Linked DNA regions of Homo sapiens: region 2 is linked to region 1. The links are chromatin contacts, found by Hi-C or POLR2A ChIA-PET in ENCODE. All regions are on one chromosome and are shown on one strand. Each heading gives the region's core, a stretch centred on a gene start or an enhancer-like site at or near the end of the contact. The rest is flanking DNA. Distances are from core to core; before and after follow the strand shown.

Region 1 (5,104 bases), core at 1,653-4,152:
CGTGATGTCTTACTGCTTATGCTCAGTATTAATCCCTCCTCAGTTATAATCTGCCCAGTGGTTTCCCAAGCCTTGTTAAGAACTTTTGGAAACCTCACCTAGAAAAGACCCTGCCAAGTCTTCCCCAGATAGTCACCTGCCTCCCAGTCACCTTGCAGTCCAAGAGCTGTACCTGGGAAGGGGGGCACTTTCTGAAGTTCTGGCTTCGGGGTGGAGCTCCGAGCACCCTCCTCCACAGCCCTGACAGCTGTTGGGCGGGTGGGGCCTTCCCTTCAGGTGGGCGTGTCCTCAAGCAGCTCGAGACCCCGGCCTTCTCTGTGCACCTGGAGCCCTGGGCAGCCATTGACTCTCAAGTGCAAATACACCCCTTTTCCATGTTTCCAGCCTTTGCTAATTGCCACGGCTGGTTTATACCTGGAGCTCAGGTTTGACTTCCACATAAATCCTGTGTACCTGTTCTCTCCCCACCTGCCAGTTCACCAGCAAGAGTAATCACAGGTTTGCAGTGTTAATCTGAGATTAAATTTCAGTGAGAAGTTGTCTAATCTAATTTTCTCATTTTACAGATGAGGAAATGGAGGGCTAAGAAAGGTTAGAAATTTAATCAAGTTCACAGAGTTAGCAGAGGTTTCTCTTATTTGAAAAAACTACTTGGAGAAATGCATCAAGTGTTCTAAAATGGCATCGGCTGAGGTGGATTTGTTTGTTCTTACGAGAGGTGGTATCCCCCGTAGGCAAGAGAAGAGGCAGAGTTAGTCTCATAAACATTCCGGCTTGGATATCAACCAGGTTCGCCATCCTAGGACAGAAAATGTCATGTCAATGATATTTTCAAAGAGGTTTGCTTCAGATCTTTCCAAGGACATGTTACTAAAATGGGCTTTTTGGAGAATAAGTCCCCTCGTCATGGATGTGGTCAGATGGGGATTAGAGGTCAGACTGCAAGATGGTGAGAGTGTGGGAGGGATTTGCATGTGGGCTATGGAAGAAACGGGGAAGGTCCCTGAAGTCCCATAAACCCCCACGTTCTATAAATCTCTACAAGCCGGGACTCAAACCCAGATGATTTTTTTAATGTTTGTTTTTTAACTAGGACATGCTGCCTCTGCTCAGGCCCTTAGAGTCGTTACGGGTCACTGTGGCCATTCCTCTGCCTCTGCTCCCATCTGAAGCTGACCGAAGTCTATCATGTTGGGAAATATCCCCAGGGAATATGCGCTTTGGTTTTTCATGGTTGTGAGTTAGGAAATCCTCCTAAACTTCCTCTTTGGGTCAGTTTTAATTCCTTCCTTCCTTCCTTATAGTCCATCTGTGAAAAATCACATTTATTAGTTAAATATTTATCGAACACTCACCATGTAACTGTACTAAATTAAGGGGTTACTGAGATGAACAAGGCAGGGACTTAAAGGGGGTCACCTTTCCTGAGATTCCCTCTTTCTAGCATAGGTACCATGATCTACATTTTACAGATGAAGCGGCTGAAGTAGACAGAAGGCCATCACTTGTATAAGGGTATAAGGTCACAGAGCTAGTAACTGGCTTAGCTCCTGGCTCTGAGATTTTGCTTTTAACCTTCGCACTGCTCTGCGTCTCAGTAAACCAAGGAATATGTCTGTTAGAAACTAGAACGATGTCTTAATCACAGTTGTCTCTGGGTTATGAGAATTTGGGTGATTTTTATTTCCTTCTTTATGCATTTCTATGTAGCCCAAATTTTAGAATTTTGGAGCTGTCTGAGCCCCAGATCTCCATACTCAGTTGTCTGACCTGGCTGTCTTCCAGGTCCTGGTCAAGCTCAACCTGTCCAAAGTGGAATTCAAGTTTCTACCCCAAACTTGCTCCTCTCTGTTTCTTTGTTTGAGTAAATGCCCTCCTCTGTCACCTTTTCTCACCTCTTCTCAAGCCAGAGACCATGCATCCACTGTCTTCTTCCTCTCTTTCCATTTCCAATCAGTGTAGTAAGTTTTTCATAAAACTATGGGCATTCAATCAAAACCCCCACTCTTTATCATGAAATTGTGTTCGTCCTATGTCTTTGATATCAAAATGCTTTATTCGTTCATTCATTCAGATGGAGTTTGCTTTTGTCACCCAGGCGGGAGTGCAGTGGCGCAATCTCAGCTTACTGCAACCTGTCTCCTGGGTTCAAGTGATTCCCCTGCCTGAGCTTCCCGAGCAGCTGGGATTACAGGCATGTGCCACCACACCCAGCTAATTTTGTGTTTTTAATAGAGACAGGGTTTCACCATGTTGGCCAGGCTGGTCTCAAACTCCTGAGCTCAGGTGATCCGCCCATCTCGGCCTCCCAAGGTTCTGGGATTACAGGCATAAGCCACCATGCCCGGCCTGTGTAGTAAGTTTTTCATAAAACTATAGGCATTCAATCAAAACCCCCACCCTTTATCATGAAATTGGGTTCATCCTATGTCTTTGATATCAAAGTGCTCCTTTTAGGCCGGGTGCGGTGGCTCATGCCTGTAATCCCAGCACTTTGAGATGCTGAGGCAGGCAGATCACGAGGTCAGGAGATCGAGACCATCCTGGCTAACACAGTAAACCCTGTCTCTACTAAAAATACAAAAAATTAGCCTGGTGTGGTGGCGGGCACCTGTAGTCCCAGCTACTCAGGAGGCTGAGGCAGGAGAATAGCGTGAACCCAGGAGGCAGAGCTTGCAGTGAGCTGAGATCGTGCCACTGCACTCCAGCCTGGGCAGCAGAGCGAGACTCTGTCTCAAACAAACAAACAAACAAACAAACAAAAACTCCACAAAATGCTCTTTTTAAATGAAATGTTGGAGATGGTAGATGGCAGATGTTGTCTGTTTGTGTGTATTTCATACAGTGAAGGGACACTGCTTGTTGCTACTGAAACTCAGCGCCCCTTTCCACCTCCAACAGGAGCTGTTTTGTTCAGGCGTCCACCCCACCCCCTGATTCGGAGGGCAGGCCTGGTGAGGCTAAGCCAGCGGTCCTCAGACCGTGGCCATAAGACCCTTTCAGGGGGTCTGGGAGGTCAGAACTATTTTTATACTAAGCCATTATTTGCCTTTTTCACTTTCATTCTCTCACAAGTATACACTGAAGTTTTCCAGAGGCGAGCTGTCATGTGATATTGCAACAGATTGAATGCAGAGGCAGATAGGAGAGGCCAGCTGTCTTCTATTAAACTGGAAATAAAAGGGATTTGCAAAGATGTGGAACAATGCTACACTTCTCACTGAATTCTTAAAGGCCATAGTTTCAAAAAAATAACAAATATGTTATTGATGTTAACATGTAATGCAGTTGTTATTGTTATTTTTAAATGAATTGATAAATAAATATCTTTTAAAATTCCCAGTATTAATTCCTAATATAACACATATCTATAGATGTAACTCACCCAAAAAAAAAGCTCTCTGGAGTCCTCAATAATTTTTAGAGTTTTAAAATGGTTCCATGTCAGAAAAGTTTGAGAACTACTGGTTTAAGCTGGTGACAGCTATTGTTCATGTAAGTGACCCAAATTAGCCCACTCAGATTAGATGGTGGAAGGATTTATAGTGCATGCTTGGGGCAGAAGTTCCTCTGCTTTCTCTTGTTGAATGTGAAAGCTTTTAGTTTGCATTGCTCCTGGTAGCCTTTTGTAGCCAGGAGGGACCATACAGGGGCTGTGGATAGCAGTGTGGAGAGAGGGGAAGGTGACATTCTGGGGCCTAGAGAATGTCACTAGACTGCTAATGTGACATTGTATAGAGTCACTCTACCTTTGCTCTTCCAGTGACATGAGAAGATTTGTCTTCTTATTGTTGAATTCAGCTTGAGTTGGGGGCTCCATTGCTTGCCCCAGAAGCTCCCCTGAGTGAGCATTTGGAAAATGAGTTGGCATTCCCATGTAGGACTCAAACTTTGGGAGACATTTTACTGTTATCTGTAATCTGTGAGCCACCACATTAAATGATCCTTGGAGGTTTCCAATCATGAGGAACCACCAAGAAGGAAGAAAGGGGCCGAGATGGAGACGCAGTAGAAGGAGTTAGGCTATGCAGACAGAGCGAAAAACTCTTAGAAAATAAGGATGCCATGGAATTAACAGGCCTGCTAAGTCCTCTGACAGCCACATCTCATTCCCTCCCATGTTTCCAGACCCCACTCCTCCACTTCTCTAGCTTCCTTCTTTGTAAACCAAAGTGTCAACATCTGTTTGGATGAGCAGACTCATGGTGACAGCTGGGAGAATTTGACCCACTGCTTGACAAGTGGCAGATTAAACTTGAGGAGAGGCTCCTACACCAGAGATTCATGTCACCAAATTGAGAAGGAAGGGGGGCTGGGGTGGGCAGGGAGCCTGAGGCATCTGGGGCCTCTTCCCGGGACCTTCCATTCCTTCTGACTGTGATTGTGCTTGTCTCTGTTTTGCCACTTTGTTCAGGACTTTCAAAGGATCTTGCATATAAATTTGGGTGCAATGTGGGTGATGCCCATGGTAGAGAAATCACTTTGCACATCTTTTGAAAATAGCATCCTTCCCTTTTTAAGTAGTGCTCTTGCCTGTTAAGATAAGTATGGGGCAAAGGAACAATGACTGGTTCCCTCCCTCCCCCCCACCCCTTCCCTCCTTTCCTTCCTCCCTCCCTTTCTCTCTCTCTCTGTCTCTTTCCTTCTCTTTCTTTCTTTTCTTTCTTTTTCTTTCTTCTTTCTTTTCTTTCTCTCTCTCTCTTTCTCCCTTTCCTTCCCTTCCTTTTCTTTCCCTTCCCTTTCTTCTCTCTCTTTTCTTTTCTTTTTTTCTCTTTTCTTTTCTTTCTACAAGATAGTCTGTGTCCATGGCAGGGATGTCCTGGGAAACCTGAAGTGATTGTGTTGGGTTGAAAATCTCAAGAAGGTGGAAAACTTTTGTCTGATTTTTTTTACTTTCTTCTTGGTGGGCAGCAAGATGGGGAGGAAACAGGAAGAGAGCTGGGAACTTGAGAGGACAACTTAGACTTTTCTCTGATAAATTGCAAGTAGGACATTCAAGGTCTCTCTTGTTAGAGACCAAAGTTGGATAGACGCTCCTTGAACTTTTCTTCTTCTTTTTTTTTTTTTTTTGCTAAACAAAAACTGCTACAAAGATACAAAGCAC
Region 2 (5,104 bases), core at 1,951-4,450, 65 kb after region 1:
TGCAGCTGTAAGGACCTGGTCAAGGTCAAGGTTGACATGCTGAGGATGGCACAGCAGAGTGGAGCCAGGTCCTTGAGGACCTGGTTGAGCTGTTGAGTTAACCAACCCTGAAGCCACCATCTCCAGGGCATTTTTTTTTTTTTAATATGAGAGAGTAAATTTTTCACCTATTTTAAGCCAGTGGTTTTCAAAGTCTGGTCTCTGGACCAGAAACGCCAATCAGCATCCCCTGGGAACTTGTTAGAAATGCAAATTCTTGAGTCTTACCCAGAACTACTTAATTAAAATCTCTGGGAGGGGGGCTCAGCTGTTTGCCTTTTAACAAGCCCTTCAGGTACATGCTAAAGTTTGAGAGCCACCATTTAAGCCATTGGAGTCAAGATTGGAGGAGGATTTGATTCTGTTTACTTGCTGCTGAAATATTCTAAGTGGAATAGTCTTAACAGAAAGGGTCTGGAAAGAATCTAGAATCATTCCAATTCTACCCCTTCATTTCGTACCCGTGACTGAGTTTAGGGAGGAACTGTATGCGATGTTTGCTATGATGCTGCTCCTGAGGGCTGGGCCCTTTCTCTCTTGAAGTTCTTATTCTCATTTTTATCATTATCATCAATAAATCTTTACTTTCTGCATAGAGTGCATAGGGTGAGTCCCACAGATGCTTTACCTGATGCCTTTGACCTCAAGATGCCTGTACCAGTTAGGAAACAAACTGGGTGATTAGAAGTGAGCTTAATGAAAGTAATAAAAAGATTGTTCACGGGACAGGTGTGATGGCTCACACCTGTAATCTCAGTACTTTGGGAGGCCGAGGCGGGTGGATCATGAGGTCAGAAGATCGAGACCAGCCTGGCCAACATGGTGAAACCCCGTCTCTACTAAAAACACACAAAAAATTAGTTGAGCCTGGTGGCCATCCCTGGAACCTGCGAACGTGACCTTATTCGGAAAAGGGGTCTTTGCAGATATCATTAAGTTAAGGATCTTGAGATCAGGAGATTACTCTGGTTTATCCAAGTGGGCCTTAAATCTAATGACAAATGTCTTCGTAAATGAAAGAGAGGGATTTTAGACAGAAGAGAAGACAGAAGAGGAGGAGGCAATGTGACCACAGAGATAGAGATTGGTGTGATGAGGCCACAAGACAAGGAATGCTGACAGCCACCAGAAGCTGGGAGAGGCAGAGAACTGATCCTGTTGATCCCAGAGCCTCCAGAGGGAGCGTGACCCTGCCAATACCTTGATTCCAGACTTCTGTCCTCCTGGAACTATGAGAGAACATATTACTGTTGTTTTTAACCCACCAAGTTTGCAGGAATTTATTATAGCAGCCACAGGAAACTAATGTATAGGTCCATAGAGAGGACGATATGCCAGGAGCTGTAAGGAGCCCAGACAACCTGGAACAATGCTGCAAGGAGAGAATGAGGGAATCAATTCCCAGCTTCCCCTTTCTTCATTCTCTCTGACTTCCAGATAGTGCCTCCCACTGGCCAAATCCAAATGAAAACTGTAGGGCAAGGGACTCCCCTTGATAGGGCCCCTAGGGGTTGGCCTCCTGAGGCTCAGTAGGATGGAGAAGGTTGGACTTGGAGGGACAGGTGGAACTGTCTGGCATGCCCCCCATTGCCCGAAAAGCACAACTGAACTGTTAGCATTGAACAGCCATGGAAGGATGAGGTGCAAACATTTCCATGAGATATATGTGGCAGGAATTAGTGCTTTGTGTAGTCAAGAGGAAAATAAATTGTCTGAAAAAGCTGGTGGAAGAAGTAGAAAGTTAAGTAATGTTTGAGTAGCGGGAGAAAGATGGTTGGATGATCCAGGGATGAGAAAGTGATTCCTTATATATGTATATATTTGTGCTTGGAAGATAGCTAGAGATGATGGTGGGATAAGAGTATTAGATATGTGTGAACAGCATGTGCTTATGATGTTGGGGAAATCAGGTGGGAAGAGGGAGGAACTGGGGAACACTAACCTCAAGTAGAACTATGACATTTTTTTCAAATTTCTGGCATTGTGGCAATCAACAATAGGGTCACTGCTGCCCCATGTAGAGCCCTAACTATCCCTTCTACTGACAGGCGAGGACAGCCCCATAAGATCTAGCCTCAAAGTCTAGGAGTACTGCTTCCCAGAAAGGTAGTGAGTGAGTGTTGAAGTCAGTCCTATGTCCTTTGAATAAGAAGACACAGGGCTCAGAGGATAGAAGTTGGGCTGGATGAATTACAGGGACCTGTGGTCATCATTCTAGAAGCAATTTGCTAGGCAGGGTCTGGAGGTGTTGGACTCAAACCCATCACAGCCACTGTCCTATGAGATCCTAGGAAAAGTGTTTTGTTTTTCCTGTGTCTCTCTCAGGAAAGTGGCCACAATGAGATACTTTCTATCTATCTTGAAGAGACTTTGATAAAAACAAATAATGGTAAATAAGCCAGGGGAAATAAATAACAATCACTAATTTATTAAATTTTCAAAAATCATCTAATTACAAAGCAGGGAAGAGAAAAGAAAAGGCTAGGGAGGTGGAAGATACAGAAACAATGTCAGTGGGCTAAGAAGAGACAAAAGCATTCACATTTATCAGAAGAGATAACCTTGCCCCCTCTTGCACTTGTGCTCAGGAAATTTTGCTTCTCTTTGCCAGATAATCCAAGACGGAGGAGAAGCATCTCCATGGCACCTCACTCTGATTTGCGAGGATTTGGCCAGAGAAACTGTTCTCAAGAGTGTGAATTAGGTGGCAGCTACTATTTTATGGTACCTCGCTATCCACTTTGTAAGGTACGAGTAACAACAACAACAAGCAAACCAAATTACCAAAGCACAAAAAAAAATGTGTTCAGTCAGTTACAAAATGCTCCTCAGCCAGAGAAGTGGGCATCTGACTCCTGGAGGGGCCCTTCAGCCTGTGGAGTATTCTTGTGTGTTGCAGGTTTCACAGTGAGCAGAGGCTGTCTCTGAAATGGGCAGAGAACCAGTGGGTTGTAGTAGTTTGCATATGGGGAGAAAGGGAGAGAAAGAGAGAGAGACTCTGTGTGTGTGTGTGTGTGTGTGTGTGTGGATGTGTGGCTGAATGTCATCTGTGTGTCTGCACGCAACATTGTGCCAATGAAGTTGGACATGCATCTATGTGTGGGATGGGGTCCTGGCCTTGGCAACAAGGGGGTGTACGTGTGGGTGTGAGTGACAGCAGACTCAGAGTCCAGGCCCAGGGCCTCTGGGGACTGTCACCTGCAGGACTCATCATAGAGGAGACCAGGTGCTTGGAGTGTCCCCAAAGCAATACAGAGTGCATGGTCATGAGTTTGAAAAATATTCCTGTGAGAGATATAAATAAAGCCTCTAAGCCCAAAGCCAGAGTTTTCGAAAGCCAGCCTTACACACAAGATAATTTATAGTTGCTGGTGTCCCTTCCCATGCATGACTCAGCTCTCCTAGCCCAAGTAGGCCCAGCCTGCTCCAGTAACCTTTGCTGAAAGGGAAGAGTTGAAGCAAACTCCAAGAAGCCCAATGATCCAACCACCCAGCTCCCGGACTAGCTCCTGCTGAGCTCCCTTCCTCTGTTCCCTTTGGGCAAACTCCAACCATGACATGGATGAACAGATCCTGGAAACTGAGAAACCAGAGACTTGGGTACTCCCAGCTGGCTGGTCCTTGGAAGTCTATTAAACTGGTTCCCGTATACCTTCAGGATCTTGGCGGATTCTGCTACCCATACAATGGGTATTGGCTCAAACACCCTTCCCACCACTCCCCAGCCTGCCTTCCAGCCATTGGGAGGCAGCAAAATCAGAACAAAGACCTGCTTGAAGCTAGAGAGTTTTTCTCAGTCTCAGAGACTCTTGAGCCCAACAGGAAGAATAAAAATGAGAGCACTTTTACCTTTTATTTAAAAGACAGTATATACCCATGTCAAGTGTCAAAAATATGGCTAAAAAGAGGGATAAATAGTGACATGCTTAAACATTGTGGTGAATTTGTGGGGGGAGGCAGCCAGCAAGGAACAGGGTTAGTTTTTTCAATTTTCTCCCTATATTCCTCACTTCCCACCCACCTTCTTTCGTTATATTTTTAGCAGACTCTTTGGCCAACCACGTCCAAAGAGACAGATGCAAGTACAGAGAGTGCATACTGAAACCAAAGGGTGTTTCTTTTTCTTCTTTTTTTCTTAAAAACCTTCCAGGAGTGTGGAAAGGACTGGAAGTGCTCGAAGGTCTTTTTAGCCACATGCCTTACCCCAACTGGGATCTGGAACATTTTTATGCCAAGGCCCATATGCCTGATTGTCCAAGTATAGGGGAAAAAAATATCATTCAGGGCTTTAAAAAATAGTTTAGCTTTTTGATTAAACTGCTAAACAGCCTTGAATAAAATATTTTTTTTGCTGCTCTAGCAGATGAATTTGTGCAACTGGCCTAATTTTAATACAGGATCCAACACATAATAGGTATGTAATAATTGTTGAATAGATGGATAATTCTTTAACCCTGTAATGAAGTGTCCTCATTCAACATGCATTTATTAAGCCACTCTTTGGGTGTGTACAAGTGTGTATCCTCAAAGGCTTCTTCCTGCAATAACATTCTATAATTCTGTGACCTATATTCTGAGTAAGTCATATGCTGATTCTTTGATTAATCTGGGGGAAGGAAGTTTCAAGTTAGCCAAGTTAAAACACACATACACGCTACACTCCAAACCTACACAAACCTACTTCTTAAATGATAGAAAGCGGAGGACCTTGGTAGCTGCATAGCTAAAACCACAGAATTTTGCCTGGTTTGGCCTGGCCTTGTTGGAAGTGCACAGAGCCTACTCTAGATCCCATAGCTCAGTCTTTTGAAGTTCTTCTTTTGTTCCTTGCCTCCTCTTCTTTCTGATCTTTCCATTCAGGGGTGGTCATCTTCCACATTCTCAGTTTCTGAAAGCCCCCTGTTCTCCTAGTCACCCCTGTCTTTTCCCATCTTAAAAATAACAAAGGCTGTGTGTCATTCATATGTGCGGATTGATCTGCACATGTGGATGAATTTGATTTAGAGATCCTTGCATGTTATTGGAAGGTAACAGACTAACAGAGAGGCGAAGAGACTCCCAAGAT

What was found. Hi-C counts contacts between places; a loop is a spot of excess contacts on that map. ChIA-PET counts read pairs that join two places held with the same protein, here RNA polymerase II (POLR2A). Pooled maps may share reads with other maps.
Region 2: a loop to region 1 is called in a pooled map, with 2.0 times the contacts of the local background. The contact joins two enhancer-like sites. A Hi-C loop is called at or near these places in 4 of 168 maps with a recorded cell type or tissue (Right ventricle myocardium superior, mesothelial cell of epicardium, ovary and 1 more) and 2 of 50 pooled maps. POLR2A ChIA-PET finds 5 or more read pairs at or near these places in 4 of 52 experiments (BJ, SK-N-SH, activated T-cell and 1 more).

The regions. Positions count from the first base shown.
Region 1 is chr2:216,732,274-216,737,377 of GRCh38, forward strand. The region is part of intron 2 of IGFBP-AS1 (IGFBP5 antisense RNA 1); the gene reads left to right. Among named protein-coding and RNA genes, the nearest start is that of IGFBP5, 39 kb to the left of the region's middle. Within about 2 kb of position 2,903, at least 4 of the 41 ENCODE cell types and tissues checked have a DNase peak (open chromatin) inside an H3K27ac peak, as active enhancers do; they include ovary, where a contact is called at or near this core.
Region 2 is chr2:216,796,899-216,802,002 of GRCh38, forward strand. It overlaps IGFBP-AS1 (IGFBP5 antisense RNA 1), which reads left to right. Exons shown (of 6, transcript NR_187138.1): 4 at 2,651-2,787. Among named protein-coding and RNA genes, the nearest start is that of TNP1, 61 kb to the right of the region's middle. Within about 2 kb of position 3,201, at least 10 of the 41 ENCODE cell types and tissues checked have a DNase peak (open chromatin) inside an H3K27ac peak, as active enhancers do; they include ovary, where a contact is called at or near this core.